5 separate regions of the Mus musculus genome follow, and all the other regions are linked to region 3. Evidence: chromatin loops called from intact Hi-C (ENCODE). Cell type or tissue: left cerebral cortex. All regions are shown on one strand.

Region 1 (5,000 bases), 380 kb after region 3:
ACCATCTGAAAGGACCGAAGGATGGTCACCATGTGGATATGCTATGATATCCAGCCACTCTCTGTGTGTACCCAGGCTACAAGATGAAGAGGACCAAACCCACTCCAAAAAGAGTATGGCCCCCAAGCTTCTTGCTGGTCAGGTTTCCTGTTCAGACAGATGTTACAGAACTGCAGGGAGAGGAAGGTCTGTATGCCACATGTGGATTGTGATAGGACCAGTTTGTTGGTGGTACATTCCTTTACTCCCACGACATTCACCCCCCAGCTCTGTGGTAGTGGTGGATAAACAAAGACAGGGATTCCCCCGGGGCCTCTGTTCCGCCAGGCTGGGCTGGCTGAATCACCCAAGGCTTCCAGGCCTTAGACGACTGGGCTGGAGCTGGTTACAAAACAACAAAGACAGAAGAGGCCTACGAATGACTTGGGTAACAGCAAAGTCCACATTTCCAGCCCTTGCCTACAGTGTATCTAAAGAACTCATACCTACAAGGCTTACTGTAACAGTAAATGTTTTAAACGGGGGAACCAGACACACACACACACACACACACACACACACACACACACACACACACACACACACACACACGGAAACAAAGTAGAGGCTTGAGAGGTGATGGGTCCATAATAGCTGCTCTGCTGCCACTTGGAGGCTGCTCTGCAAACTCCAGGTTATTCTTGTCTCCCATAAGCCCCCTTGCCTGCCATGCAGAGCTCTCATTGGTCTAGAACTCATTTGCATGCTCAGATCTCATTGGCTTAAATGCTGTTGCTAAACTAATTTTTTTTTTTAAAATGTTGCTAAGGAGAATTCAAAAAAGCTGGCAGACAGTGAAGAAAAGAGGAAGTAATTCCCAGAAGGGTGGAGGATGGATTTAGATCTTTGTTTCCTAAACAGAGAGGGGGAATAAAATTGAGCAAACTCTTCAGACAGACAGGGCTCTCCCTCTTGTGGGAGCTGTGTCTCCGAGCAAAAAGCAGAGCCAGAAGGGAATAGAAAAAGACAGTGCTGATTGTTATAAAAGACAATTCCAGTGGCCTCTTCAACTTCCCTGAGCTGAACACTTTAACCCCTGGGCCTATCACAGGAGCTGAAGATACACAAATGCACAAATCAGTGAGCTTTGGCATATGTCTGCATTCAAGGAAAAACTCAAATGTTCCCAGTGTGTACTTAACTAGTCCCTCTGATCCTTTAAACTACACATCTCCTCGTCTGTGGGGCAGGAGAAAATGGTGGGTGGGGGAGGGGGCGAGCATGATCAAGGGGACACCTTACAGGGCTGCTTGCAGAAGATCCTGCCGAGTTCAGAGCCTCATCTTGTCTCATGTGCATGTTTATTGTTTAGTTATTGGTGTGTGGGAGGGGCACACCAGTCAGGGCAAGTTTGTGGAGGTCAGAGGATGGCTTTTTGGGTGTGTGTGTGTGTGTGGGGGGGGTTCTCTTTCCATCGGGTGAGTTCCAGAGATTGACCTCTGGCCCTCTGGCCTGGCTACAAGTGTTTTTACCCAATGAGCTACCCCCTCTTCTCTCCTACTGTGGTAAATATTCCTAATAAACACTATTATGTGGAATCTGAATTCAACCCAAGTCATTTGCACAGGTAGCTCACTGACGTTATGTTTGGAGGAGAACACCTTTTTCTTTCACCCTAACAACTAGTACTTGAAGAGTGCAATTAAAAACGTGAATGTTTTCACACACAGCATTTCACCTTACTGCATGGCTAACCTGAGAAGAGCATGCATATGATTATTAGCTCCATTTTACAAACGAGCAATTTGAGGCCCCAAAAGGTCAAATAATTTGCCTAAGTTCCCCAAACTAAAAAGAGAGAGAGAGAGAGAGAGAGAGAGAGAGAGAAACCTCTATTCAGCCCACGGGTAACTAAGAATCCATTTGTAAACACCTGGCTTCCCTCAAAGTGACCTACTATGGTTGGTGCTACTTAAGCGCTCTATATGTTCCTAATTCCAGAGTCATATTATCCCTCTTTTACAGGTAGGAAAGCTGACTTGAGAGGCCCAGTAACAAAAAGCGATAGAGTTGGATGTTCCTCCAACCAAAGGCAAATGATTCCTTTATGTTTGGTTGATTCTTACATCCGTATGCATTAAGGTTAGGGAAACTATAATGGGAATATGGATGTTACAATAGCAAGTGTAAGGCGTTTAGATCCCATATGCAGCACTCATACCCAGCCCCCTTCTTTATCTGCCACGAGTATTCTCTTGCAACCCCCTTCCTTGGGTGCAGACATAAAACATTGAAGGTTAGAATTGTCTTGAGAATTAACTGAGCCGCGCCATGTGCTGTGTAACAGGAAGCGACTGTCACTACAGGGGGTGATTTATTTTCAGTTTCCCCTGCGAAATGATGTCACTGTCACCTTGGACTGTCATGTCCCCATTCTTCCCTGTCTCATTGACAGTGGAAAGGTACGCCAGTGCCGAACTGACAGGATGCAAAATGCAAAGGGCCCAGCAACCCCTGGAGGGCCTTTCATACAGCAGAGATGGAGGAGGCTCTGGTTATATAAGCGGTCTCTTTGCAGGTGATATATCTGTCAATAGGTGGCAATCTCTCTCTTTGTCTCACACAGCCCTGAGCCGCATTGCAGAAGAGCCTTCCTGGCTGCTGCAGCCCCGCTCTGTCCTTTCAGTGAGAAATACAGGCGTGAGGGAGAGGAGGGTAGACCCGCCAGGGACACAGGCAGAAGGATCTGCCAGTGTGGGAAGGCTGTCTATTCTGTGGTGCTCAAAGCCATTCCGTCACCTCCTCACAGTGAGTATGCTTGATTACAGACGTCAAGGTCAAAAATGAAGGGCACTTCCTCTAGGGAAGCATTTCTTTGTGCCATTCAAAGCTGTCCATTAAACCCCAACATCTTTGAGAAGCCAAAGTATTGGAGCCATTCCTTAAGGCTGTTGGAAAGTTCCTTAGAGTCATAAGTGGGCTTCTGTGGAGTGGCTGGTTCTGGCCAGAAAGTCTAAGGTAGTAACCTAGTCAGGGGTTGCAAAGGCCTTAGGCCACGGGCTGACATACTGATGCTAACTCAGCACCCACAACAGTGCGCGCCTCTGCAGACATCTGTGCTCACCATTCCTGTTCAGGTGTTGGCATTTTCAGTTGCATGTAACAAATGAGGAGTATTTGGGACTCAGAAAAGCTCCGTGGAAGCACCAGCGACAGGCAAGTCACGAAAGGGACACAAGTTGACCTAGTCCCTGAGTCTCCACAGTCCCTTCTCAAGTAAAGCCAAGAGAGGGTGCTGCAGGCAGAGGGGCCAGCTGCACGGCCTGGCACAGGGATGGCGTGCAGCTCTTTCACTATTTACACTGTTTACACTGTCATCAGTCATAATGACTTTTGGGAAAGATAACCACATTGGCCTGTGCACAGTCTCCATACAAGGTCTCAGGCATGTCCATTCTTACAAATGTGTGAACAGACACATAGACCTGAATGTACTCACGATGGATGAAGTATTAATAGGGGCTATGTTCTTTTTGTTTTGTTTTGGTTTGGTTTGGTTTTGGTTTTTTGAGACAGGGTTTCTCTGTATAGCCCTGGCTGTCCTGGAACTCACTTTGTAGACCAGGCTGGCCTTGAACTCAGAAATCCGCCTGCCTCTGCCTCCCGAGTGCTGGGATTAAAAGGCATGTGCCACCATGCCCGGCTGCGGCTATGTTCTTGAAGCATGAATACCTAGATGTAGCTTTAAAAGCCAACAAAACACTTGTATGGTGGCCCGTGAGAGACTGAGGCATGAAGATATTGAGTTAGGCTGTTGTGGGCTACATAACAAGATTACTGTCTAAAACAACAACAACAACAAACAAACCCAAAACTACAAAACAAAGCAAAAATCCCCCAAGCATCAACAATTAAAATAAATAAATAAATAAATAAATAAATAAACAAGTAATAAATAAATAAATAAATAAATAGAAACTCAACAAGCTTTCTGCTGCTGTTTTAGTTAGGGTTACTATTGCTGTGATGTAACACCATGACCAAATGCAACTTGGAGAGGAAAGGGTTCATTTGACTTCCACTTCTACATCTCTGTTCATCATCAAAGGTCAGGCCAGGAACTCAAGCAGGGCAGGAACCTGAAGGCAGGAGCTGAGGCAGAGGTCATGGAGGAGTGCTGCTTATTGGCCTGTTCCTCATGGCTTGCTCAGCCTGCTTTCTTACAGAACCCAGAACCACCAGCCCAGGGATGGCACCACCCACAGTGGGCTGGGGCCTCCCCCATCAACCACTAATTAAGCAAATTTGCTGACAGCCTGATCTTCTGGAGACATTTTCTCAAATGAGGTTCCCTCCTCTCCAGCTTGTGTCAAGTCGACATAAACTAACATAGCCTCCAATAGAAAAGCATTAGGAACTTGTAGCTAGGATCTTCCACCTTTGACTTGTCTCCATGTTGTCTTCTGAATGCATATGACAAGCTAGACTTTGAAGAGTTAGTCTCATGGCTAATTTCACACTACAAATTCTTCTGGGCCAATGAATGCCTTTTACCAGTTGACAACTTTCAGCTCTTGCATGTTAACGATGCTGTGTGATTGCATAGCAATTTTTAAATCAATTAAACTTATTTTAAAAATTGATGTGTGTGTGTGTGTATGTGTGTGTGGTGTGTGCATCTGTATGAGGATAACCTGTGGGTGCCCAAGGATGCCAGAAGAGGGTACTGGGTCTCCTGGAGCTTGAGTTACAGGTGGTCATGAGCCAGCACATGTGGGTTCTGGGAACCGAACTCTGGTCCTCTGGAAGGACACCAAATGCTTTTAAGCACTGCTTGGCAATCTTGGTGGGCTATTTTTCTTGTTCTCTCTCTCTCTCTCTCTCTCTCTCTCTCTCTCTCTCTCTCTCTCTCTCTCTCAAAGGAGCTTGACATTAAGCCCTTCCAGATCTGAGATCCTAACATAATGATTGCCCCAAGATGACATTCATTGTACCCTGGCCCTAGCCTCCAGCTGTCAAAT
Region 2 (5,000 bases), 220 kb after region 3:
CATGGCTAATTTACAAAAAGAAAGACAAGCATTTTATGTATATGAATGTTTTGCCCACATGTGTATCACATGTGCACCTAGAGCCCGTGGAGGATGAAAGAAGGTGTTGGATTCCTTAAAACTGGAGCTACAGACATGTGAGCTGACAATGTGCTGGAAACTGAGCCCCGGTCCTCTGCAGGAGCAGCAAGTGCTCTTACTGCTGAGCCATCTCTCCAGCCCCACTGGCTTTTATTTATTTTTATTTTTGAACCCAAACTCTTGTACCTCTTGCTTATATAACCACGGACACCCAGGTGACACCAGAGAAGGGTGGCAGTGAACTTTAGGGCTGATAAGGGACAAGTCAGCGTATGTAAGTGTCATGTCAGTGCAGGTACACTGGAGCTGGGACAGGGTGGAGCTTGCAGAGTTGAGCTGTAAGGGAAGCTGCTATCAGGAAAGAGGCTGGGAGTCTTCACATACACCATTTATTAGACATAAAAATTCCTTTTCTTTCCTTGTTTGACTGAAAAGAGGACGCAGAGGTCCAAAGCAAGGGACGAAGGCAGCATCTTTCCCAGGAGGAGAGCAAACCAAAGTTAGCGGGCAGCAGAAGACTAGAGGGGAGTGTGGCTAACTGGGCTCTCAGACAAACTCTGGGCACCAGCATAGGTTCAGGATATGAATCATTTAACCAAAAGGCGAGGTAAATGAGACTTTCTCTGTGGCATCACCAGTAGGGTTAGCTTCTGCATACCAGAACTTGAGGCCCTTTTCCATTTGCCTCTCACAGACTCCTACACAGAAGCCTTGACTATCTGATGTCCCCTTCTTGACAGCGCACTGGCCAGGGCTTCATAGACACACATCTTCTCTGGCTACATGGCTGACGGGTAGGTCTGCGGCTCTGCTCTTCACTGCATCTACTTGATTTGGACACCACAACTCCATCCTGTTTGCATGATCCAGTATTGCACGAATCCTGATTTGGAATTCTTCCCTTTTCTGACTTAGTGAAGAGGAGCCCAGTTTAGTGATTATTGAAAAAAAACAGACATTTTTCTAGTGTTCACAAGGCAAGCACTGGTGCAAACCCACTGTTCACATTAAATATGCTATGGACCCAGATGTGTATTTTTTGGTATTTTTCTTGAGAAGTTTTACTGACAATATCGCCATAAAAACTGAATGGGAGATGATGAGCCCGCTTTGTTTGGCTGATTGAACACCTGGGCAGGCACTTTGACGCCAATCAGCTCCGATCCAGCAGGTGAATGGCTTGTCTGGGGACTGTCTTTGCCCTGTTGGGAGGCATTCAACCACCAAGTCATCTTACTTTTCTACTGAACTAAATGGTGAATTCTACAAAACTGTATAGTTTTCATTCACCCACAAACACTAATTAGTTTTCACAAAGCCAGGAGATTTAAATAATTATAGTGATAAGACTTGTGTTCCAAGTATGAAGAGTTAAAAGTCTAGACTGGGTGACTTTTTTTTTTTTTTTAAATAAAGATTATGTAACAATCTCTCCTTTTAAAAGGATTATGTAATGATCTCACTTTTATCTTCCTCTTCATTATTGCCTGGAAATGGGAGGCAAGGGCTTTTCTCAATTTACTTTTTCAATTTGTTTGAGTCCAGTAAAGACTCAGTTCATGTAAATAAACATCCTCAGAACTTGTTTAATCCTGCATGGTCACTCCAGGACTCCGACGCCTGTGACAGCCTCCAACTCTCACGTGGGCCTCTGAGCTAAGGGGACTTGGAGTTACTGAATTTGGAAGCATGGTTCAAGGTTGGGGAGCAGGGGAGGGTACATCCTGATATCCTACAGCTACACTAGAAGGAAACTTCCCTTATAGCGTCATGGGGCATGCCTTGTAAGATCCCTGTTGAGTTGATGTGAATGCTAGCTAGCATGGAGTAGTTTTGTTCTGTTTCATTTAACCTGTGTGGGTGTTTGGTCTGCATGCATGTCTGTGCACCAGTTGCCTGCCTGATGCCCTCAGAAGGCAGAAGCAGATGTTAGATTCCCTGGAGCAGGAGTGACAGATGGCTGTGAACCATGTGCTCACTAGGAATTGAACTTGGAGCTTCTGGAATGGCCGGGAGTAGTCCGTGGTCTTGATCACTGAGCTATCTCTCCAGCCCTGCCACTGAGCTTTGATACACCTAAAAACAAATACAGGGTCATTCACAGCTCTGCTGTGCAACAATAAAGATTCCGACGTGGAGAACTTGTTGAATTTCTCCTTCAGTCCGCCGCTTTTGATCTTTGTTATAATGGGATTATAAACCTATGTCGTGCAAAAGTCCAACTTTATCACATTGCATGGTCATGGTGCCACAGGTCTGATCCGTTTGCTGTTTTGCCCGTTTCTAATGTTCGAGTTAAATGATCCGAATTCTGCACACCTCAAACTAATACTAGTGCGACCATTTGTGCTTCAACTGTGCACTGCCCTGCGTCTTTATCCCACTCAAGCCTCCTTCGAGGACCACCCAGAGAGATCAATGACCTTTCAACATCCCAAGCTTAAAATCCTTTAGTCACAATGATTTCATCCTACTTCGCCTCAGGGTCTCTGAATCCTGTGTCTTGTCGTTTGGAATAGATCCACTTCCAGGAACCTTAAACATATATATGTTCTTTTCTCTCCAACTTGAGGTAGGGACTCACTGTGTATCCCTGACTATTCTTGAACTTGCTATGCGTTCCAGGCTGGAATTGAACTCACAGAGATTCACATACCTCTGCTTGACCAGAGCTGGAATTAAAGGTGTGTACCACCACATCTGATCTTTTTAATTTTAAACCACAGTCCATTAAAACTTTAACTCCTTGTCTTCTCCTGAAAGCTGTTTCTCCACCCTCCATCTCCGTTTGCTTGGACCCAAAACCTTGGCGTCATTGTTGACTCTTCCTTCCTTCCCACATCCAATCTGTTGTGAAACCTCATTGGTTCTATTCTTGAAATACAACCAGAACTCAGCTGCTTCTTCTCTACCTCTGCTGCCACCAACTGATCAAAGTCTTCCTTGCAATAGCCTCTCAGCTGCTCTCCCAGCATCTGTCCTGGAACTTCCTTCTCTAAGGCGACTATAAGCCCCTGCCGGTGATCACCAAAGTGCTAGAGATCAGAGGGTGTCATGAACTGGCTTAATGTCCATGCGTTAGACAAGGAGGTCTGCTGGGTAACAGAAGTGGCTTCTGGGTGTCTTTCTGGACTTCTCTGGAATGGCTGAGGCTTCCCTGATGTTACTGCACACAGAAAGACCAGTTATTTTGGGGTCTCTATGTGCAATGCGTTTCTGCAGGCTATGGGTGTTGACCAAGCTGAGTCCTCACTGAGGAGTCTCGTGTGGGTGAGGCTCTCCTGGGCTTTCCTCTCAGCATAGCGATGAAGGAAGCCTGAAAATAAACGAGAGATCCTAACAGGGTATTTGTGAAGCTCTGTGCGCTCTCAGCCTCTGTTTCTAGGAAACCGAAGGGTCTGTGGGAGTATTCATTCACATATGCATGTGCACACGTATGTTCACTTGTCTCCAATGAGATCAGGCTACTCCAAAAGCTCTTTTCCATTGGCGGAATCCTTCCAGGGGAATTCTCCTAGGAAATGCTTTTGTCTAACACACCTCCCAGGTCATGAGGCTCAGCTCTGTGAGGTAGACCTCATCTTTGACCACACAGCTTCCTAACTTTCAGTGGCTGTTAGTGACAGAAGTGAACAGCACACATCACTCTCCCTGGCTTCAGAAAACCTGCTCATCCTGGACCGTCCAGCTGTTTGCAGCTGGACAGGGGAAGTAATAACTTCTTTTATATCCTTAAAGCCTCGAGTGCTGGGTGGGCCTGGCCTCTCTCAGCTCAACTGCTTTTCTGTAGTCCTCAGTGCTTGCACAGATTTATTTTAATCTGGAGAGGGGAAAATTTCCACCCACCAGCCTGTCATTTTGGACCTACAGTCACTGAAGCTATAAAGGACCCGGAAGGACAGGGCTACAGAATAAACCAAACGATTAGCAGTAGTCAAATCCGATGAGACCCAAGACGCCTTCCAGCTCCTTCCTTTTCAAATCATTTGAGCCACTGCGTCTTTCCCCTGCTGCAGGCTTATCAGCAAGCCAGTCACGTGCATTTCTGCCTCACTTCCTTAGCCAGTAAGAACAGACTGACCTGGATTCCAGAGATGTGGTGGATTTTATAGCCCAATCAACCGATCATCCAAATATAAGCTTTAGTTATTAAGCACAAAAGAAAACTTGCCAAACGTCCTGGCCCCAGATTCTCCTTTAGCCGATGGTCTCAGTGTCCTGTGCTTTCCTGGCAGCTCCTCTCATTCATGGCCATTTTTGTGTCAAACATTAATTCCTGAATAGGAACCTATCAAAGCATTAAGAAGTGGGAATGGCAAAGCAGATGGGACAGAACCTCTGCCCTCAGCTCGTGAGGCTACCTCTTCCCCGGGTTTCAACATTTTCACTACAAAGATTCCTTTCTTATTCCTCTTGTAAAATAGAATAAAAATGTAATTCAACACTAACAGTTCTTTTCTCTCTATCCAGGGCAATTTAACACACACACACACACACACACACACACAGTCTCACACACACACACAGTCACACACACACACACACACACACACACACACACACACGAATGGACTCACATACACGTGTATGCAGGCACACTTGTACACCGTGCACGCGCACACAGACACAGACAGACAGACAGACACACACACACATGCACACAGGCATACTTACACACCATGCACGCACGCACACACACACACACACACACACGAGAATATATAGATTTAAATTTTTAAAAATTACATTTCTTTGTGTGTGCGTTGGCATCTGTGTACCATGTCACACATGGAGGGTTCAGAGAACAACTCACAGGAGCTGACTCTGCCCTCCTGTCACGTGAGATCTCAGAGCATCCAGCTTAGTGACAAGTGTCGTTACCTGCTGAGCTATCTCCATGGCCCATATTTCATATTTCA
Region 3 (5,000 bases):
GGCAGGCAGATGGGACAGAAGCAAACTCTATTCACACTGGCAGCTAAGGTAGAAAACAGTATGCTGATAGAAATAAGGGCTGCTCAGTGAACAAAGGTCAAGCTAAAAGTCTAAAACCTAGGGAGACCCCATGACAACAGAGCAAAGCCAACACCACAAGGAAAAGACATTTTAATAACCACTACAGCTCAACTTTGAAAGGCCTAGTTGTCACATTAATTTTTAATAGGTTTAGAGAGCATTTTACCTGATTTAACACAGCTAATGTTTTAAAATTGGACAGCTTAATTTTTTTCATTTTATGGATAGCATATTTAATAAGGACCGTATCACTTCAGAAACAGAATGAAGTTCAGTTGGATTTTAAGAAATAGGATTATTTTAATCTCCAAGAAACTTTGATGAAAGATACCTATTCACAAAAAAGAATACTTACTTATGAATTCCGTATAAATGAAGTCCCTCAACAACGTGAACTCGTCACTTTGCTCTATGCACTTTTCTCTAAGCACGGCAGTGCAATGTCCTAGTGAGCTCTTAATTGCCAACCTGACACAGCCTCAAGTCACCTGAGAAAGGAGTCTCAACTGAGGAACAGCCGGGATGAGACTGGACTATGGGGTATTATATGGGACTGTTCGTTGACTGATCCAGGAAAGCCCAGCCCAATGTGGAGGCACCACTTGCTGGGCAGGCAGGTCCTGGGCTGTGTAAGAGAGCCAGCTTAGCACGGATCTGCCAGTAAGCCGCCAAGCAGCATCCTTCCAAGTTTCTGCTGTACATCTTTAGCTATGAATGAGCTTCCTGGTCAGAGGTAATGCTGTGTGAGAATGGAGTAAACAGGCTTGTCACCAAGTTTCTGCTCTGACTTTCCTCAATGGCAGACTGCGACCTGGAAGTGTAAGCCAAATAAATTCTTTTCCCCTGAGGAGCTTTCGGTCAGCGTATTTTTTGTTTTGTTTTGAAATCACAGCAACAGAAAGGAAACTAGAATATTCACGTAGTAAAAGAGGAAGGAGAAATAATACTTATCACTCAGAGGTGGAATCACACTTCTATTGTAACAGAGTTTATGATCTGTCCATCTATGCAGAAAGTATCTTTTCTTCTGCCCATCATTCTATACTGTAGAGATGGGCAGGATGAATGGAAAATCAGGGATCTATCTGCTACATCCCTTTGGGATGTTTGTTCATCCCTTAAACAAAATCGTTTCAGCTAGATCTGGCATTGTCTACATTTCTTACAATATTTTTTCACCCACGAGTAACAAATTGACCCCACATGGAAAACATCAAAACAGATGCCAAACTGACATCCTGAAGTAAATAAATAAATAAACAAACACCACAGAAAGTATCTATAAAAAGCTCTGAAAAGGGTGTTTCTTGCATAGGTTTTTTTTTAAAAAAAAAAAAAACCAATTTTCTTATTTTTTGAGATAGTTATATCATTCTCCCGTTCCCTTTTCCCCCTCCAAACCTTACCACTTCCCCCACCCTTTCAAATTTCATGGCTTTGCTTTAACCTTTCACACATAGACAGGGACAGGTGTTGGGGGGGCGGAGCACACAAGAGCACTCAGTCAGAACGATGTTACTTGTATTACACATTGTCAGAGATAACCATTTGGACTGGATATCAATTAAGTATGCTCTTCCCTGAGAAAGCTATCTCTCCTGCTCTCAGCATTCCTTAGTTGCCTGTAGCTCTTAAGCTAGGGTTGAGGTCTCCTGAGCTTCGCCCTCTATGGCTGTCTAAAACCGACTGAACAAGGACTACACTACATCACAAGGACAACAGACAAAACAACTACAATAGGATACAATGCATGCAATGCATTACAACTACAATACTCAGAAGGGATTAGTTGCTTTTTTATGGCTCAACACCAGAGGGCACCAAACTTCAAAGAAGGAGCTGCAGGTGTAGCCGTTTTGTTTAAGCTGCTGTGTAGTAAAGAAACTATATTAGAACTGGTACTCCTCTGCTCAAAATCCTGCAGTGGCTTTCTAACTCCCTAGAATATAGTATGCACCTACTGCCCACAGCTCTAGGTTCCTCGTTCCTGGTACACTCAATCTATCAGCCCTGCATTCACAACCACAAGCTGTATTTAAAACAGGCCTGTCTTCAGGTAAACTGCTAAGCATTACCTTCCTCTTTAAATAGTTTATGTGTTTCCATGGTGAAGACTCAGTTCAAGGGTTAGATTCTTAAGAAGAAGCCTTTCCAGATAGCACTGCAACAGAAACCCAGCGTCTGCACACTGCTCACACTGCTCAGTTACCAGAGATGACACAGCCCACTCCTTGGTCTCGCTTGTTTCCTCTAAACCTACCTTTGAGCTCCTTCAGTTCAACAACTTCTACATTCCAGGCCCAATCCCAAGATAAAATCCTTCACTAACTCAATACACGCAGCTACAAGGGTGTATACCCTGAAAGACTTTCTAAAAGGATAAGGGGTGTGCTGGCTAGTTCTATGTCAACATGACATAAGATAGTGTCATTTGGGAAGAGGGACTCTCAATTAAAAACAATACCTCCATAAGACTAGCCTGTAGAGAAGTCTAAAGTGCATTTTCCATGGCTGAAGATTGAAATGGGAGGACCCATGTCACTGTGGGTGGTGGTACCACTGGGCTGGTGATCCTGTGTGCCATAAGAAAGCAGGCTGAGCAAGCCATGAGCACAATCCAGTAAGCAGCACATCTCCATGGCCTCCACTTCAGTCCCTGCCTCTAGGATGCTGCCTTGAGTTTCAGCCCTGACTTCCCTCAGTGATGGAGTGTGGCCTGAGAACTGCAAGCTGAAATAAAGCATATCGCCATCCATTTATTCAATGATGATGACATCACCATCTGTTTCTTGAACGATGACACAGGCTGGTGTCATTCACATCTTGGCTACGACAAACAATGCTGCAATGACTATCCGAGGGCGCAGCTTTCACACTCTCAAGTATTCGGGATAGATACTCGTGCAGGAGGGGACTTGATCATGCTATAATTAAACATTTGTCTTCTAAGGAACCTTCAAATATTTTTCCATACTGTCTGTGCTAATTCACAGTTCCATGGATTGTATAAATGTTCTCTCCTCCACAAAAGTGTAATAAGAAAGATAGATTCCAACTTTATTCTTCTGAACATACATACCCAGTAGTCTAAGTACTACTGCCTGTAATTACGGTTTTCTCACAGTGAATTCTCTTAGAATACATGTCAAAAAAAAAATCAATTGGCCATAAATGTAAAGATTTATTTCTTGGCTCTCAATTATATTCCATTTCTATACGCATGCAAGTTCTACATTCTCTTACTTACTGTAACTGCATGATTAGTTTTGAAACTAGGAAGTGGAAGCCTTCTAATCTATTCTTTATTAGAACTGTTTTTAGCTATCAGCCTTTGCTTCATAAACTTGGAAACAAGTTCTGTCCTTCCATAAAAAGGTAACTATTCTGTGATTATATAAAAAAAACCATATGAGCACCAAAGTAAAACCATTCATCTGCTATATATTTGCAGAAACAAAACATTAAAAAAATTCCAGGTGAATCTCAGCCTAAGCAGAATATTCAAGAAAGGGCAATGTCTGAAAATCTTGGGGTAAACAAACCCCCAAATGAATACTATTTCTGTTTCTGCAATTTTAAAAGTAGGAACCAGAGGGGTTAAGGACACCAAAGAAAACTCACAGAATCAACTAACCTGGACTAACTGGGGCTATGGAGAGGGAACCTGAATGGGTCTGACCTAGGTCCCCTGCATATGGTTGTGTGTACCTTGGTCTTCTTGTGGGACTCCAGGGAGCAGTAGGAGCAGGGCTGTCTCTGACTCTTCTGACTGGTTGGGGATCCTTTTCCTCCTACTGGGTTGCCTCTTCCAGCTTAATTAAGGAATGTGCCCAGTCTTATTACAACCTGATAGGTGTTTGGTTGATACCCATGGGAGGCCTGCTCTGTTCAGAAGTTCTGAGGAGTTGATGGGAGTGGGGAGAGGGAGAGATTGGGATGAGAAGAGGGAGGGGAAGCTGAAGTTGGGATGTAATATATGAGAGAATGATAACAAAAATGTATCACTCCCTTTGAGATACACAGGAGGTCTCTGTATCTAATGCCTAGTTCTTATTTCTTCTAAGAACTGAACACCAGTTCAATAATCCTAGCGTAATACTGGAACTAGGACTTCTTTCATGTTTCTCTTGTATGTATCACACACATATATTTAAAAAGTACAAAGGGTCTCATAAATACTGAAGAGTACTTTGTACATTTGAAAAAGCCCTTCTCCAAGATTGCTTTGTCCTTACATGATTTCTACCACTTGTTTCTAATCAGTAAGAAGAAAGCAGTATTGTTGACAAAGTTAAGAGTTCAGCCTGAAAGTGCAAGGCCAGCATTGTCTATAGAGTGAGTTCCAAGATAACCAGGGCTACATGGAAAACCCTGTTTTCCAACACAACAACAACAACAAAAAGAGGTGACCACAGTGGTCTCAGCTGTGAAACCCAATTCCAGAGAGTTAGGGAAGATGACCTCTTCAACTATATTTGGACCCAGTAGCTTTAAATCCCTATTTTTCCTGATATTAAAAGGAAAAGCAATGTTAAATTATGACACAGATCTTAAAATAATCTGATCACGTGGCTGGAAAGGTGTCTTAGCACAGACTGTTTTCCCAGACGTTTGATTCCCAGAACCCATGTGGCAGCGGCTTACAATGATCTGTAATCCTTCCAGTCTGAGAATCCAAACGATCCAACACTCTCTACTAGCCTTGGAGAGCACTATGAACACATGTAATACACAAATGCACATACAGGCCAAAAAGAGGGGGGGGGGGAGAGAGAGAGAGAAAGAAGGAAAGGAAAGGAATCCATACAATAAAAATAAATCTTTAAAAAAGGAAGCCAATGTTTCCCCCCTCCCCAACCTGCTCTGTAGCACAGCTTGTTAAATGACCTACAACCCCTTTCTCCTTTTTTATCCTCTAT
Region 4 (5,000 bases), 110 kb after region 3:
ACTAAGATAAACTCCCTCATTCCAGAAGACAAGGACTCGGCAAATGTACATCATGGTTTATTAATCAAGCCTTGTCCTCCTCTTCTTTATTCAAAGGGATGGGCAAGCGAACGCTTCTTCCATCGCTTAACCCGGAGGCACTGGAGCACTTGAAAAGACTACCAGCAGCACGGAGAACGTAAGAAAAGAAGTTTCAAATCCAATCAGGCAAATAAAACTAATATTCTCTCAATCCAAGGTTAATGAGGCGGGGGGAGGGGGTACGGGAATGGGAGGAGGAAAAGGAGCCTGCCTCTTCTTGACTCAAGGCTGGTTTTGCCCTTTTCCACGACCACTGACTGTTCTATCAGGTCTGTTAGTGTAAGATCCTGGTATTTCGAGGTTTCTTATCTAAATGGTAAGGTGGAGGAAGGGTGTAAAATAAAATCGATACTCACTGCTAACTTTCATGCTACCAAAAGCTGAAGGCTGCTGCACTGGCTTGCAGCTCTCCGCAAAGGAGGTGGTTCTCGGTCGCCCCGACATGATGGCTCTTCTTGAATCACCTTTTCCTTCCTTAATCCTTTTCTTCCTTTTGTTTTATGTTAGGGTGCTAGGTTAATGATAAATGCAGCATTAAGTTCTCCCGCAAGAAAGAGAAAGAAAGACTTCGTTCTCTTGGCTTTTCACTCCTTTTGTATAGCTATTTAAGAAGAAGGAAAAAAAAAAGGAGCTATGTATTTCTTCAAGACAGATCGGTACGGATATTTAACACATAGATGATTTAGAGCTGGGAGAAAAATACAATTCTTTCACCTCCCTTTCCTGGAAGAGGAGAAAAAGGGTGGAGTGGAATCCTTAAAAATATATATATATCACGTGAACGAGGGCAAATACTTGATTGAAAATAAGTACTCTGAGTATTATATTTTTCCTCGGGGATTTTTTTCCGAGTCAATGAAGAAGGGAAGCGGCGGAAGGATCACGAGCCTCACGCTTGAAGAGAAGGGGGATGGGAAGGAGGGAGGAGATGGCTCGGAGATGCGACGGCAAACGCTGCGGCTCCGGCAGCAGCGGGATCCGGCGGTCTGACGGCGGCGGCGGCCGGGTGAACCGGAGGGCAGCGCAGTCGCGAGTCAGCGGCGGGCGGTGGCGGCGGCTCCTCTCCTCATTGCGCCAGGAGCAGCTGCAGGCGGTGGCTGGATCCAGCGGCCATGGCGGCAGCGGCGGCGGAGGCAGCTCCCTTCAGACCCCAGGCAGCGGCTCCCTGACTGCTCCCCATACGCCGGGGACATGGGAACCAGGCAACCGCTTCCGTCCCTCGGGGTCCCCTCCCCCGTCCGTGGCCCCGGCACGGCCGGCCTCCGCCCCTCGCCTTTGCTCAGCGGCTGCTCGGGAAGTGTCCGCGCTGTGCCCGGAGCCCGAAGCCCTGTCAGCGGCTGCAAGGCCGGCTCCTCCTTGCTGCCTTCCTTCCTTTGTCACTCGGCCCAGGCGGCGGCGACGGCGGCGACACAAGCCCGCATTCGGCCGGGTCGGGGGCTGCTCTGTGCGAGGCGCGCCGTCTGCGCAGCCGCCTAGCCCTTCCCCACTCCCCCTCCCCCTTCCTACTCGTCCTCCGCCTCCTTCCTCCCCCACCCAGCCCTTACACCGCCCAGCGCCCCGCCGCCCGCGTTACAGGCGTCTGGGAATCGCTCGCCGAGCCCGCGCCCGCCAGCTTCGGCTGTAGAGCCGAAACCCAAGCCGGAACCAATCAGAGACGTCGCTTGCTTGCAGCTCCTGCCGGAAAAAGCCGAGCGACCTGGATAACCAATGAGGAGACGCCGCTGGGAGACCACGCCCCAGCAACGAGGAATGCCGAAGGTAGCCGAACAGAAGGGAAGAGGGTTCTCCTTGTCCTGTGGCTGGCTAGAGAGAAGAGTCGACAATAGCGACAGTGGCCAATCAGAGCTGTTGGCCCTCAGGGAAAAGCCTCAAGAGTTAAGGACGGCGAAACTCCCGAGTCGCGGGAGGAACTGCACGGCTGGGCGCCGCGCCCGTTTCCTCATTGGCTGGACAACTCCGCTGGGCGTGTACCTTTCTCGGTGATTGGTGAAGGGAAGGGGGCTTCCGAGGACATCGGGCCAGTCAGAGCCTCCCCTCCCTCTTTGAGGCGGGGAGAAGAAGAAAGCGGAGGGAGGGCACCTATAAAGTGCCATCTCATTGGTCTGCAGCGTCGAGCTGGAGCGCGGGGGGAGGGGAGCTTCGAAAGGGAGAAGGAGGGTGCAGGAGCCCGTGGCGGCGGCCAATAGGCGCTCACTGCTGTGCAATCGCAAGACCTAGCTGCAGTGGGATTGGCCTCGGGTGGTCCCTAAGCGGGCGGACGGGATGAGTGGTCGGCCTGCATCTGCTTTCCGAGCCGACGCTCGTGCTGGCTGTGCAGCCCGGTCCGACAATGCTGCGGTCGGAGGGTCGGGCCCCGAGCGCTCTAGTGGGGCGTGAGGCCGTCCCCATTCCCGGGAGCTCCGCGGGGCGCGGCTTACCAAGTGCGCCCGAGGCTCCCCACCGCGCGTGCTGAGCCTATGAGAACGTCTATTCTCTGAAAGACGTAGGGCGCCGTGGCCGGGGCCGAACCCTCTAGCGCTTAAATGGGAACAAAGCTTCCAGAGAAGGAGAGCCTCTGGGCAGCCGCGCCCGCCCATCGCGGGGGGCCGCTGATCTCGTGGGGGGGGGGGGGGGAGCCCTTTGCAGCAGGCGCACAAGGCCAGACCAGGCCTTCTGGAAACGCCCCCGAGAGATGAGCTCATGCTAGATGAGCGCGGTCCATGGGCGCGACTGTCCAGCGCAAAAGCAGCCCCGAAAACAGGTGAGGGGAAATGTGGTCAGGACAGTACCTCGAATCCTAGGAGGAAGCTCAAGTCAGAATTGCTCGCAGCAGTTTTTAGTGTTATTGGATGATCAGCACACTGCTGCCTAAGTAGGTTTCACATGTAGTCCAGCGTCCATTGTTCTACAAAGGAGACCATTGCCTTGGTCCATCCGAGAGCTGTGTGGCGTGGCTACTACGACTAGAGTAAGTTAGAGTGGACACTGGCAATCCTGACTGTAATCCCGTGATACTTGTAATACCCACCCGCATAGTCATCTCTTTCTGTTGAGATGCTATCTCCAGAAAGCACATGTAAAAGTACACGTACTTGATCAGATTGCTTAGCTATTGCTTTAAAATCTGATGAGGGACTTGGGACAGAACAAAGTAAGCTTTGAAGGGAGCCAGTAAAGGTCTGGATAGTGTTTGCAGACTCAGATGTCTGTAGAGGCCTGGCAAATAAAGCGAATGACACCGGCCTGGTGGAAGACAATAGGAATGTTAGATGATGTGGAAACGGGAGTTCCATCCATGCCCTTAAGGGGGTCCACCATTAAAATAATCGTATTCTCCTTTTTTTTTTTTTTTAATTACCAAAACCATAACGTTGAAGTTTTATGTGTGATCTCTAAATCTGACGTGTTGGCAACCGATATGCCGAAACCACGTAGACCAACAAAGTAAAAAATCCCAGGAAAATGTGCCCGACAGGCAGCCAATTTGTAATCTCATTCCTTATCGGAGACTTTATGCCTCAAGTGCAGAAGAGACTCTTGTTCTTCACAATTAAAATCGTCTATAAGGTAGCCCGATGCCATGGGGGAGGGTAAAGAATCTTAAAAGCAGCCGCCTTGCTTGGCAACTTTGTCATTTGAATGGTGCCTCTCCATGCTATTATGAAAGACCTTTGCCACTGTTCCTAAACTGCTGTGGTGCAGAACTTTAAATCCTCCCTACCTAATTATACCAGCAGGAAGGTAAATAACAAGGGTTTAGTTTGCAGAAACTGGCAACGTGGCTATTCTTGTATATAAAACTAGTTCAAAAATAGCCTACCTTAGGGTTTTGATTAGTAACTTTTTTGTTGCCTTCAGATATTTTTAACTCAATTGAAAAAAATCTTTTCATAGGAAAAAAATACATATTTCAGTCCACAAATAGGACTTGGAGAAGGAAAAGTTTATTTAATAAAACACAGAACAGCCAGCCAGGTGTGGTGGGGCACACACTCTTTTAATCCCAGTACTGCAGAGGCAGATGAATCACTGAGTTCAAGACCAGCCTGATCTACATGAGTTTCAGGTGGGGGTCGGCCATATGGACCCCACAGACATACTGAAACTTAACAGTCAGTACTGGTTTTCTGACTTTGAAAACCTCTCATTTTGCCTTCCTACATGGTGAGGACTACTGGGAAAAGTATTAGTGCGCCTTGAAAGTTAACTCATTTTTGCAAGACCCACAAAGTTAAGGCAGCAGAACCGGGGTTCACATCCCTTGTTCTTTGCCTCTACTCCACAATTCTCTCTTGGTACAGTCCCCACATCCCCCAGATTCTGCTAAAGTGCTAGCTGTAGAAGCCTGACTACCTAAATTCAGTCTGCAGAATGCACCTAAAGGCCAAGGAGAGGGCCAAATCCATTAACTTGTCTTCTGGCCTCCACGTCTGTACATCATGGCACATACCAGTCACACAATAATAGTAAAAGGCAGATAGCTTACTCACCCAAGAGTTCCCCCGTTTGGCTAGACTGATTGGCCAGTGAGCTCTAAGAATCTACCTGTCTCTGTCCCCCAATTTTGGAGTGGTAAGCACCCCAGCTTTTATGTGGGTTCTAGAAATCTAGACCCTGGTCCTCACACTTTAACCACTGAGACATATCCCCAATCCTAGAATACCTACTTTTATTTATATTGTTTTAATTGAATGGCTATAGGGTGTTTCTTCTGTATGTATATCTATGTTTGGTACCTACAGAGGCATCAGATCCTCTGGAACTGTAGTTGCTGACAGTTGTAAGCTGTCATGGGGATGCTGGAATTGAACCTGGATCCTATGAAAGAACAGCCAGTGTTCTTAACCACTGAGCTATCTCTCCAGGCCCGAGAATATACAATTGGCTGTTTGAGAGCTGGCAGAGTGGCCTGTCAGGCAAAAGTACCTGCTGCCTAACCT
Region 5 (5,000 bases), 370 kb after region 3:
CTAAGAAGGACATACACTCATAACAATTAGGGAAATCTACATGGAACAGCTTGGATCGTCGTAAACACCAGGAGCAGAACAACTAGAGAACACATTAGCAGTTCCTTCAGAAGGTCAACAACAGAACACCCAGAAGCAATGTAGGTATGACATGACCTTGATAATTTATTCTGAAATTACATTCTTTTATCCTTGCGAGTTCTGACCCCAAACAGTAACTGCTTGATCAGATATCAATGTGGCTCGATATTCCATTTTTGTAATGTTCACAGAATAGATTGGGACAGAAACCTCACTTTTCTGTTTCTTTCACATTGGCCCTGGCAGTACCACTGTTGGTAGAAGGGGTTCAAATCCCACCCCCTTCTCAGGCAATCTTCCCTGGAGACCGTAGGCCCAATCACCCACTCCTCACCTGAGCAGTTTGTTGTTCTCCTGATCTGCATAAGTGGTGATGTTGATGGCTGTTTCATTCTGCTCCACGAATTTCAGGAATTCACTGGAGTCCAGGTGAGAGTCGCCATTATCAAAGCTCTAGAGAGAGATGACGAGGCCTCTCAGCAGTGCTTAGACAGCCACAGTTTTATTGGTGCACCCTCTGGCCTGACCCCTCAGTTCATCTTACTCTTAACACACTCCAACGCTATCCTAGCCCACAGTAGTAATGGCTCAGATCACTAGGAACCCCCAAGATGAGCAAGTGTAAGTGCCTGGACAGAGGCCATGGGAGAGGGGTTCTTTCAGTATGGATCCTGCTCAGGAGGGCAGCCTGAACAGATGTCTGACCCAGTCCCTGACACTGTCCTATAGACCCGGCTTCAGACGATTGGTAAAGTCACTGTCTCACACCCTTATGAACACATAGCAAGGTATGGCATTATAAGCAGTAACTTAGAATCTAGGAGGTGAAGCCCAGGGGACTCACAGAAGTCTATCTTTCTATTTTAAGACCAGCCTCCTTGCCCCTATACCCTACGCTGGGGCCCCAGTGCAGATGTGTGTACAGGATCTCAGGCCATACTGTGCAGGCAGATGACCTGTCGATACCCCAAGAACACAACTGAACAGGGAGTGGTGAGGTCAAGCATTAATCCCTCTAAAGCAAGATGCTAAACCAAGACAGCAGCCATTGGCAACTTTTCAAGATGCCTACGTCCTAGCAACAAGAGGAAGCATCAATCCGAAGGTTTAGATCAAATTTCTAACTAGGTCCAGCAGTACCCCTTCCTTCCCCACGCTTTCTGAAGGCTGTGCTGGATAATGATCAGCATTTCCATGTTGCTTTCAAGTTGGTTCCTTATACCATGGAAGAGAGTCTGGAAGAAGGTAAGGGCAAAACATAGCCATTTTTTTTTCTCCTCTCATGGCTGCCACGGGTCACGTGTTGTAAAATTTCCATGGCGTATATAGTGAGGGGAATCCATGAAACACCCATTAAGCCTTTGCTTAGAACCTGCTTCTCACTCTTGTCCGGATTCTCAGGGCCACGTCTCAGGTGTGCTTTATGCACTCACTGTATGCTTGCCCTGAGGAAATCTCACAAGAATTCACTTGTGGGGTTTTGATTAATTAAGGATGTGCAATTCAACCAGCGTGATCCGGGAACATTCAGAGGACCAGAGAACTTTCCCGAGGACAGCTAGAACAAACCCTGTCATCTGTCTGGGGACAAGAGTGAGTGAAGAGAAAGCAATGGCCCTGCAGTGGCTTCGTAGCTGTTGGCTGGGCTATCTGGACCTAGAACTTCACCAGTGGCCGCACAGCCATGGACTGGGTGCTCTGGACCTGGTACTTACAGTATAGCAGGCTCTTAAAAGCCAGTGCTTTGTGCACACCCTTCAACTATCAGGGAAGCAGAGCGCAGGCCTAGAACTAAGGGGCCATCCCAGCTCTTGGCAGCCTCATCTCATAAATCTGATACCTGCCTAGAAATAGCATTAAACTGCGAGGCATTTCAGTGCCTGGCCAGAATCCAGCAGAATTCACTCAACTAACCAGATGCAAAGACCCGATACGTTTGCATGCCCATATCTGTAGCTCTATTTCTGAGACAGTAACATTTCCGTTTTTGGTTCTGTGACTATAGAAAGGAAGGAAGATGAGTATTTTGAGACCCATGCTTGAGAGCCATCCTCGTATGTTCATTTAGTGTTCAGAAGAGGTGGGTTGAGCCCGGCACCCACCCACACGAAGCAGCTGAGGCGATGGGGTGTATGGTGTTAGGGGTCGGGAGGTAGGAAGGCTGGCTCCAGTTTCAGTGCCAGGCTCCGAGAGTCTCCCATCTAGTGCCACAGGGTGTGAATAGCATGGGGATGTAAGGCTTTCCCTTTTGATTCTGTTCTGTGTTCATCAAAGAAATGGTGTCTGCAGGAGAAAGGCAGTTTGGGCCTTACTCACATATTGATTAGATTTGCTATTCAACTATCTGGTGTGAGGAAAGCCAGCTGGGATGAAGAACTAGGCTCTGAGATATTCTCTCTCTCACCTACAGGCAGCTGTGGACCTGGCAGGATGGCATCTCCCTCAGATGTCTTGAAAGAGGAGCTTGTGTCTGTAAGCTGTGAGCACGCTTTCTCAGTACAGTACTCCAGAGAAAAGCTGCTTTCCCAAGCGGCCATGCTGAGATGCTGCTAGGAGCCTCCAAGAGTGTTTCTGCTTGGGGACATGGAGATGTATTGGGTGGCCCTGAGGCCCGGGTACTTGGCAATCAGATTTAATAGCAGGTATCAGAAGTGCCTGAGGCCAAGGTGTCATCTACAAATGGTTATCAGATCCCATGTGGCCCCTTGGAAATAGTGTCATGTGCCCAACAGCTTCATGTTGTAAGGACAGGATAGAGTGACTACTTACAATAAGCTATGCAGATATTACTCATTTGGCTTCAGGAAAAATAATTTTCTTTAAAAAAATAAAATTACATTTATTTATTGTTTATGTTTATATGTATGTATGCATATGTGTGTATGTGTGAGTGAGGGTGTCATGATATAACATGTATGTGACGGTCAAAGGACAATTTGTAAGAGTTGGTTTTCCTTTTTCACCATGTGGCTCCTGAGAACTGAGTGCAGGTCATTAGACTTGGCAGCCGACCAGCCCCAAGTTATCTTCATTACATTGCTTCTACCCCCATCTGACTCCCGTGCTCAGTGAAGTGATGCGGTTTTCTGTAGACCTGCCAATGTCTTCAGTGCTTTGGCAATGGCCAAGAGACTGCACGCAGAGAGTGGGAAGAGCTATGCTTTCTCTCCAGTGTAATATCAAAAACTAGGAATCCAGAGTTTAAATCTGTGTCACAGTAGAAAAAAATGTCTATCCAATAATATAGGAGATGCCTTAAATCAGTCGTTTTCAATCTATGGGTTATGACCCCTTTGGGGGCTGCCTAAGACCTCCAGTAAATATAGAAATTTACATGACAATTCATAACAGTAGCAAAATTATAGCTCTGAAGTAGGAATGAAAATAATTTTATGGTTGGGGTCACTACAACACAAGAAACTGAATTAAAGGGTCGTGCATTAGGAAGGTTGAGAACCATTGCCTTAAATGATCAAATATTTATTTCAATCCAAACCAGCATCTCTTTATCTGTGGGTATCCATAATGCCAGCTAAGGAACCCATAGACTAGGCTGGAATGAAACATACTTGGGGGAGGGGAGCACAAGAACTTCCAAGTCCCCTGGATGTGTGGAGCTACTCTAAATTCTGGCTGGCTAGTGGTTGGGACAGCAGGCTTTGTGCACAGGCACTGGAGTGGGTACCTGAAACACTGACCTCATTATGTACATCTGGAAAATGCAGGGGCTTGGTGCTTCTGTGTGCATGCAGTACTTGAATGTGTGGCTGAGTACAGGGAGTGTCTCTGTGTTGGAAATACTGTAGGTGTGTGTTTGTGTTCTTGTCAACTAACTAGCAGAGTGCCTTTAACTGTTTCTTCCAATGGTTGGTGCACTTAACCCCTACCAAACATAAGTTCCTCACTCTTCCTCCTTCAAAATCAGTATCTGTCTGGGCCTCCAGTGGAACTGCCTCTTCTACGGTAGACATGGTAATATGGTAGACAGCCACATGGTGAGGATTTGGAATATCTCTAGTCCCACGTATTCCTGGCTTCTTCTCAGATGAAGAAGCTACAAATGGCCAAGTTAGTGATGTGGAGAAATGGCAAGCTGGGCAGGAAGGATGAAGTGGGTCTGGTATAGCAAAAGGTGCTCTGTACCAGCATTTGAAGTGTTACACTGGGCAGGAGAGCGCCTGACCACATTTCCCACGGTAGCTCCTTGATATGTTGGTGGTTTTAAGGGAAAGAAGAACACATTCATGTTGGATCCTAAAGGTCAACTGCTGCCAACCCACTGGTCAAACAGGTCACAGGGCACCTTTCACAGCTCTGTAACATAACTGGTGGAGAGGACACACTCAGGGACTCTAAGGAGCCCTGTGTCTTCTGGGAGTCATGCAAGGAGAAGATGGCGCCCTCCTTTCCCTTGGTACTGAACACGGTTGGCTTCAGCTCTGCTTACCTTAAAGTACTTGTCTAGGATCTCACTGTAGTTACTGCCTTTAGAGAACCAGCCATCTGGAATGATCTCAGCTTCCAGCCACTGGATGAGGCGCCGTCGGAGCTCATCGCGGTTAGCTTGATAGCAGACAACTGCAGGGAGGAGAGGAATGTGAGGCGAGTAGGAGGAGGTGAACCCTGGGGTCATCAGCACCCCCTGCACAGAGCCTCGTGCCATTCAGTTCTGCATGTGCCACCCTGTTCAGTCTTTAAAGCATCCAGGGAGGCAGGGCTATTGCACCAGAGTACAGAAATGTGTCTACCCCAGGAGTGATGCTCCCCCGGGTAAAACATATATAAAGACTAGGTTGCATAGCAGGTACTTACATTACGATTCATAACAGTAGCAAAGTTACAGTTATGAAGTAGCAACAAAAATAATGTTACGGTTGAGGGTCACCGCAGCATGAGAAACTGTGTTAAATAGTCTCAGT

The links. Peaks named below come from ENCODE experiments on the same cell type or tissue, not always from the same donor. Only the 100,000 strongest peaks of a DNase experiment are listed, where the experiment ranks them.
Region 1: a loop joins it to region 3, with 2.7 times the contacts of the local background. A loop is called at or near these places in 7 of 42 quality-filtered maps.
Region 2: it touches region 3 in a loop (6-fold over the local background); 20 of 42 quality-filtered maps call a loop at or near these places.
Region 4: it touches region 3 in a loop (5-fold over the local background); 16 of 42 quality-filtered maps call a loop at or near these places.
Region 5: a loop joins it to region 3, with 2.7 times the contacts of the local background. A loop is called at or near these places in 7 of 42 quality-filtered maps.

What each region holds. Positions count from the first base shown.
Region 1 is chr16:37,810,206-37,815,205 of GRCm38, reverse strand. The region is part of intron 2 of Fstl1 (follistatin-like 1); the gene reads right to left. Among named protein-coding and RNA genes, the nearest start is that of Fstl1, 36 kb to the right of the region's middle. In left cerebral cortex, CTCF peaks have their summits at 684 and 2,570; DNase peaks (open chromatin) are centred at 722, 2,588 and 3,042; H3K4me3 peaks cover 390 bases; H3K27ac peaks cover 3,475 bases.
Region 2 is chr16:37,973,142-37,978,141 of GRCm38, reverse strand. The region is part of intron 3 of Gpr156 (G protein-coupled receptor 156); the gene reads right to left. Gm36225 (a long non-coding RNA gene) reads left to right here. Exons shown (of 5, transcript XR_876064.2): 5 at 776-1,153. Among named protein-coding and RNA genes, the nearest start is that of Gm36225, 13 kb to the left of the region's middle. In left cerebral cortex, a CTCF peak has its summit at 3,014 (motif pointing left); DNase peaks (open chromatin) are centred at 2,979, 3,454 and 4,098; H3K4me3 peaks cover 304 bases; H3K27ac peaks cover 1,457 bases.
Region 3 is chr16:38,194,376-38,199,375 of GRCm38, reverse strand. All of the region lies in intron 7 of Gsk3b (glycogen synthase kinase 3 beta), which reads right to left. Among named protein-coding and RNA genes, the nearest start is that of Gm25617, 39 kb to the right of the region's middle. In left cerebral cortex, a CTCF peak has its summit at 1,896 (motif pointing right); DNase peaks (open chromatin) are centred at 1,897 and 2,821.
Region 4 is chr16:38,086,051-38,091,050 of GRCm38, reverse strand. It overlaps Gsk3b (glycogen synthase kinase 3 beta), which reads right to left and starts at 2,050. Exons shown (of 11, transcript NM_019827.7): 1 at 438-2,050. The coding sequence starts at 525. BC031361 (cDNA sequence BC031361) reads left to right here and starts at 1,791. Exons shown (of 1, transcript NR_033221.1): 1 at 1,791-5,000. In left cerebral cortex, a CTCF peak has its summit at 3,369; DNase peaks (open chromatin) are centred at 416, 1,048, 1,962 and 3,652; H3K4me3 peaks cover 3,851 bases; H3K27ac peaks cover 3,488 bases.
Region 5 is chr16:37,822,260-37,827,259 of GRCm38, reverse strand. Fstl1 (follistatin-like 1) reads right to left here. Exons shown (of 11, transcript NM_008047.5): 6 at 4,529-4,659; 7 at 416-534. It overlaps Gm41452 (a long non-coding RNA gene), which reads left to right. Exons shown (of 4, transcript XR_876063.2): 4 at 2,492-2,911. Among named protein-coding and RNA genes, the nearest start is that of Gm41452, 25 kb to the left of the region's middle. In left cerebral cortex, a CTCF peak has its summit at 2,276; DNase peaks (open chromatin) are centred at 2,047, 2,551 and 3,159; H3K27ac peaks cover 418 bases.